Regions from separate parts of the Homo sapiens genome. Here region 1 is linked to region 2. The links are chromatin loops, found by intact Hi-C in ENCODE. Cell type or tissue: heart left ventricle. All regions are shown on one strand. Links, peaks and the distances in the headings refer to the core of each region. The heading gives the core; the rest is flanking DNA.

Evidence for each region. Peaks named below come from ENCODE experiments on the same cell type or tissue, not always from the same donor. Only the 100,000 strongest peaks of a DNase experiment are listed, where the experiment ranks them.
Region 1: it touches region 2 in a loop (8-fold over the local background); 29 of 110 quality-filtered maps call a loop at or near these places.

Annotation. Positions count from the first base shown.
Region 1 is chr9:105,900,080-105,902,990 of GRCh38, forward strand. No RefSeq gene overlaps it. Among named protein-coding and RNA genes, the nearest start is that of TMEM38B, 210 kb to the left of the region's middle. In heart left ventricle, for the core only: CTCF peaks have their summits at 1,582 (motif pointing right) and 1,785; no DNase peak of the experiment used is centred there.
Region 2 is chr9:107,174,908-107,177,818 of GRCh38, forward strand. No RefSeq gene overlaps it. Among named protein-coding and RNA genes, the nearest start is that of RAD23B, 110 kb to the right of the region's middle. In heart left ventricle, for the core only: no CTCF peak of the experiment used is centred there; DNase peaks (open chromatin) are centred at 374 and 1,154; H3K27ac peaks cover 1,833 bases.

The DNA of each region.
Region 1 (2,911 bases), core at 158-2,657, 1.3 Mb before region 2:
CCAGGGAGATCAGAATTCTGTCCATAAACCCTTGGCTGGAGTTGCTGAAATTCCCACAGGGAGGCCCCACCTGGTGAGGAGGAATGGGTCCGGGTCTGGCCTAAAGAGGCAGTCTGGCTACAATCTGCCACGGCCACTGTGCTGCACTATGGGGAATTCCTCCTGGGTCCAAACTACCCAGTTTCCTTGGCACCAGCAGGGAAAAACGGCAGACTGGAGCTGCAGTGATGGCTGCCACTCCTCTCCCAGGGAGCTGTCATCTTAGTCAGCAAGCAGCCACAGTGATGGTGGCTGCCCCTCCCCCTGGGAACTCTTAGTCTTAGGCAGTCTCGGGCAGTCTCCAGCCAGGCGGCCACAGAGAATCTGCACATGAGGGGTAAGTGGTGCCAATGAGCCTAGAGAGGTAAGTGAGGATGTGCAAAGCAGAGATTAAGATTTTGATCTTGGCCTTAGAACAAGAAGTCATTGATGCCATTAAAGGAATCTTAGTTTCATGTTGTTAAAACCAGTCTGTTAGAATTATGAAGAGTAGATTGGATGGGACAAGAAGTGCATCCAGGTAGGAGGCTGTGCCAGTGCCCAGGCAAGAGCTAATGGAGGTTCAGACTTGGTGGTGCACCAGTGGAAAAATCTGAGGGTTATTAAGAAAGAAAAGAATGAGACTTGGTGATAGATTGTTATGAGGGGTTATGAAGACTAATAATACTCCTTACCTTTTAGGGAAGTAAGGATGGAATGAGAAAACACAGGAACAATGCCTGCACAGAGTAGGCATTCAATAAATATTAGTTTCCTTCCTCATCCTTGAACCTGGGTTTCTGAGGCTCTATCAGCCCTTGAACACTGTTTTGGAGATGTCAGCCTACAGCTTCAGCTTCCCAGAGGGTTCAAGGGAATCACCTCCCACCTTTCTAGATTCCACACTTTTGCTGCTATTGCCTACCTTGTGGCACTTAGTGGGCAGCCATTCCTTATATAGAAATTACTGTCAACCAAGGTCCTCAGGTCTGTGTCTTCATGCTGTCAAAGCCCACCTCTGCCCCATGCACCATAAGCCGCAGATGAGGAGAAAGTGCAGATAGGTTAGTCCTCTGCTTAGGTGGAGCTGAGACCCCATGAGGGGGTCTTCTTGATAGCTAAGCCACGGACTGAGCAATACCTGTCTCCTCAGAAGAGGAGGGTAGGGGGCAGAGGCCATGTGGCTTCTGTCTTTCCCCAGGTAATATATGGGAGGAAGGGATTTGTAAAGAGATCATAGGGGAGAAGGTCTCAGCCAGGGCTCAGGCTCACATATATATGCAATTGTGTACATGTACCTGTGTACCCAGGGCTGTCTGCAAGTGCATGCTTATGAGTTCACATGTAATGGCATTATGTCCATGTGCTTGGCATGCTTGGGCTCAGGTCTGTATGTGCATGCATTTTTCCATGTGTGCACATACATGCTTGGATATGTGGAAAGTAGGTATGTGTGCATGCGTGCACATCATGTATCCATGTGCTCCGTGTGTGTCTCTGCAGAAGCCTTGGGCCTAAGCAGCCCCACCCCCAGAGTCACACATGCCCCTGACTGCCAGCAGGTGGCCCCTGAGCACCGTGTGCTGGGCTCTGGGGAAGGGGTCAGTGTGTTCCTGCCTCCCTCTCTTTCCTGAGAATCCCTGAGGTTAGGAAGTCCAGAGCGTTCTCCACTGCTCTAGCCTCTTGGGACTTTACCCCTGAGGCTCTGTTTACCTGAGATTCCACCCTCTTGCCACACAGAGGAGAAGCAAAGCCAGTAGCCAGGGGGCAATCCTGGGCTTAAGGAAGGCAATTCTGACCTGCCTAAGGTCCTGAAAGTGTCAGGGCTTACCTTTACATAGGGCTGCTGAACACCTGTGGTGTTCCTGGCTCTGTGCAAGGCTCTTGCAGAGAGATACTGGCCCAGACCAAGGCAGGCAGCAGGCACATAGGCAAGCCCTATGCCTGTGCTGAGGCTGGGGAGGAGTGTGGTCTGAGGATGAGGACTGTTCCATCTGGGCCACAGAAGGGGCAGAAGACAGTGCCCAGGGATACTTGCTGACCCCTGCTTGAAGTGGCACTGAGGCCAAGCAAGAGAGACAGATGGCATTTCCCTTTCTTGGAAGGGGGGCAATGCTATCATCCATATCTCATAAAGACAGCAACCAAGTACACAAAGACAGGCAATCTTTATTAATTGTGACTGTATGGCCTCAGGATAGTCAGGAAGGCTTGAAAAGAAAACCAAGGACTCAGTTGGATTTGACCACATGCACCTGAGAGCCACCAGAATGCCAGAGAGCTCCGTTAGTCCACTCTGCCTGGTTTAGTCCCCATGAATGGCTGTGAGCAGACAGGCCCCTGGATGGCTTGTTTCCGGATCTTTGGTGCCTCGCAGAGGGCTGAGCCAGGGTGGACACTCACTGGTGACTCCATGGTTTGGAGCCTTGGTGGGCAGTGCCTGGAGCATCTGGGAGGTGGGGTGCCTAAGTAAGGGCAGTCGAGGTGGTAGAGGGCAACTGGAAAGAGATGGTGGTACTTGAAGCTGAGTTTGGACCAGAGCTGCTCTGGTTGGGTTGGAGGAAGTCTGAGAGAGGTGAGGCTCCAGAGAAGGGGCCCAGATTAAACCGCTATAGAGCTGGGAAAGACCCGAGCCATCAGGCAATCCTGTGGTTTTTACCCTGCTTCCTGCAGGGCACTAGGGGACCCCCGATGTGCCCCAGAGCAGTCAGTGGTGGTGTGAAGGAAGCAGAGAGAGAGGCATTAGGTGAGACTCTAGACTCCTGCCTCAATTCAATCGAAGCCACTCAGGTTTTTTTTTTTTTTTTTTTTTGAGACGGAGTCTCGCTCTGTCGCCCAGGCTGGAGTGCAGTGGCGCTATCTCCGCTCACTGCAAGCTCCGCCTCCCGGGTTC
Region 2 (2,911 bases), core at 130-2,629:
CAGTTGAGGAAACCCTACTAATTTCCCCCCGACCTGAGGTACAACCCGGCCTGGAAATGCATTCTGTCCTGCTCATAATACAACACAAGCGTGTGAGGTTTCAGGGTAGGCAGTGAGCCTGTGTCCTCTCACATGTCTAATGCAACATCTTCTTGGGGAGAATATTGACTCTTCCAAGTGGAAAGCTGGCCTGGAGCCTCCTAGGAAAGGTGGCAGATGGAGCTTGGTTGATTCATGATACCATAGCGTCTTGTCCGTTTGTTGGATTGAGTATCCCCTGAAGAACTTTCCACACCCAAACCTGCCCTGGGACATTCAGTTCAACCCTCTGCAGTGAACTTTGGCCCAAATAGCAAGAGATTTGCTTCCACCAGGGCTTGGCCACAGACCAGCCGTGTGACTCTGAGATAATTCTCACTCTGTGACTCAATTTCCTCAGCTACTCTTGAGATAATTTTCAACACCGAAAAGAACAACTATTGCTGTAGCCAGAAATAAAAACTAGATATTAGTTATGCTAGATATTAAATGCCATCCAAGAGACAGTAAATTTAAGGGCCCCAAAGTGGTTTCAGGTCTCTGAGAGGAATTTACTCCCCAGCTTTGGAGAAGAAGCTAAGTGCTGTCCTTCTATTTCTGTCCTGCATTCAAAAAGTCATAAATAGTTAACTGTGTGAGTCCTTTTTTAAAACCTCCCAGAAGCATCTAAAAATAGCCTCTGGGGGCTCAATGCATATTTCCTCAGGTCCTCCTCTTAATCTTTCAGTATAGGTGGTGACGATTTATTGTTACTGTCACCTATGGATTTACAGAAACAAAAGCAGCTAGGCTGGAAGGCAAAGAGAGGAAGCTTTTCGTGTGGGAAGGGTCTCTTGGGAAGTGGAACCTAGCATCAATACAGGGATGAGACATGTCACCTCTCCTTTCCTTGGTTTCCCTGCTAGTAAAAGGGGAGAGAAGGAGAAGTCTGTCTCCCCAGGGTGCAGTAAGAATCTACCCTCAAGTAGGAAGCTTCAACAGACAAAGCAGAACCTGCCAACAGCCAAATGCTATTATGACAAGTCAAGTCCACACTCATTACATGCCTTTGCAGTGCATGTCACCCCTGCCGTTTCCTATCTCCAGGCCCAAGTGGGGCCCCTTCTGCCAGTTTTCCAGCCCAGTGGCATGACCGGAGGCTGACTGTCCATCATGAGCTTGATGGACAAGGGACAGGAACAGCCAAGCCCAGCTCAGCTACCTGCCTGTTCTTTTCAACCATGCCTCTGCTTCCCTTATGCTTAACAGCAGCATATAGCACCCCTCTCTGACTCTCAGCCATCTCCTTCAGGCAGGCATCCTTGCAAACAGACCATCAGCCCAGGGCGCTCCTATGGACTTAGAAGGAAGGATAGGGCAGGAACATTCCTGGCGGCCTCCGTGGCCTTGGTCCTCTCTCCTAACAATGCACAGTAATTAGCTGCATCTCGGGCCCCCTGACACCCCTTAACCTGGAAAATCAGGCAGACTTGTGCGACAGCAATCAGCTCCCAGACACATCCAGCCGTAATGTGATTACGCCATTTACCAAAATGCAAAGAGAGATACTTGAGGCGTTTCTGATTAGGGCTGACATTATCCCTCTAATGGGACACCGCATTAATCAAAGCTGTTGCTATGACTATGGCGATGGTGGGGAAATAACCCCAGCTTGATTCTGGGCCTACCCAATGCCGCCAAGGAAGAGGTCAGCTTTTGTTAGGGACATAGCAGAAGAATTGCTTCTTCCTGCTTAAGAAGGGCTTTCTATTGAAATCGCACCAGCAGCCAGAAAGACAGGCCTCTGTTTTCTTTCATTACACTGGGATTTTCTGGTGCCATTGCTCAAGATGACTCGATAGCATTGTTCTGGGAGGGACTGGGATGTGCGTGTGTTGGGGGTGGGGATATGGAGGCTGATTTGTGGGGCTGTCAGAGCCTTCTGCTCTCCAGAACTGTATCTTAATTGCTGGGTGGCCCCCTGGGAATCATGTAGGGCATGAGAACCTGGGGGCGGGGGAGAAGGATGATCTGTGGAAAAGCCCAGCTTTTCCCATGGCATAAACACTCTGGGCTTCTGCTGCTTTCTCCATTCCAGAGCCACTAAAGCATTTGGCAGAGACAAGCCTGCACCACACACCCTATGACAAGGCAGATGGAAAAACAGGCGGGAATGAAATGGATCTGAAAAGCCTGTGTGGAAAACCCCCTGGCCTCTACTCCGGGCTGTGGAGAACCCATGAACTACAGGGGAGGGCAGGGGGAGACCAGGTGATGGGGGCTGGGGATGGGGTCATCAGAACCCCATGATGGCTAGATAGAGGTAAACTGTTCCAAACACCCAAGGCAGCCTTCGCTCCGGTGCAGATACTGAAAGGGAAATAGAGGTCAGTGATGTGGCATAGCTCCTCCCCCCAGGACAGGGATAGAGCAGTGGAGAAGAATCAAGGAATCTGGTTCTAGTTCAAGTCCTTTCTGGAATTTTCTCTGAGCTTGGTTTTCCCATCATCAGAGTGGGGTCAATGAAATCTACTCTGCTGTCCTCATAGAGGTGTAAAGGTCGGTCAGACCACTTCCTCTGGGGGAAAGTGATTTGTGAACTCTGGAGCACAGATATTCAAACTTGGCTGCATTTGGGAGTCACCTGAAGAGGTTTTTGAAGTTCTGAAGCCGGGGCCCCAGCATCAGACGTTCTGGTTTCATTGGTCAGAGAGGCGGCAGGGTGTGGGGATTTTTCAAAGCTCCAGGGGATCCTCATGCACAGCCCAGGTTGAGAATCACTGCTCACAAGTGCTGTAGGGAGCCGTGCCCTGCCTTTGAGCCTCATTTCCTATATTTTTTAATGAGAATAAAAATTTTTTAAAGTAAAAGGCTTTCATGGGAATAAAAGGAA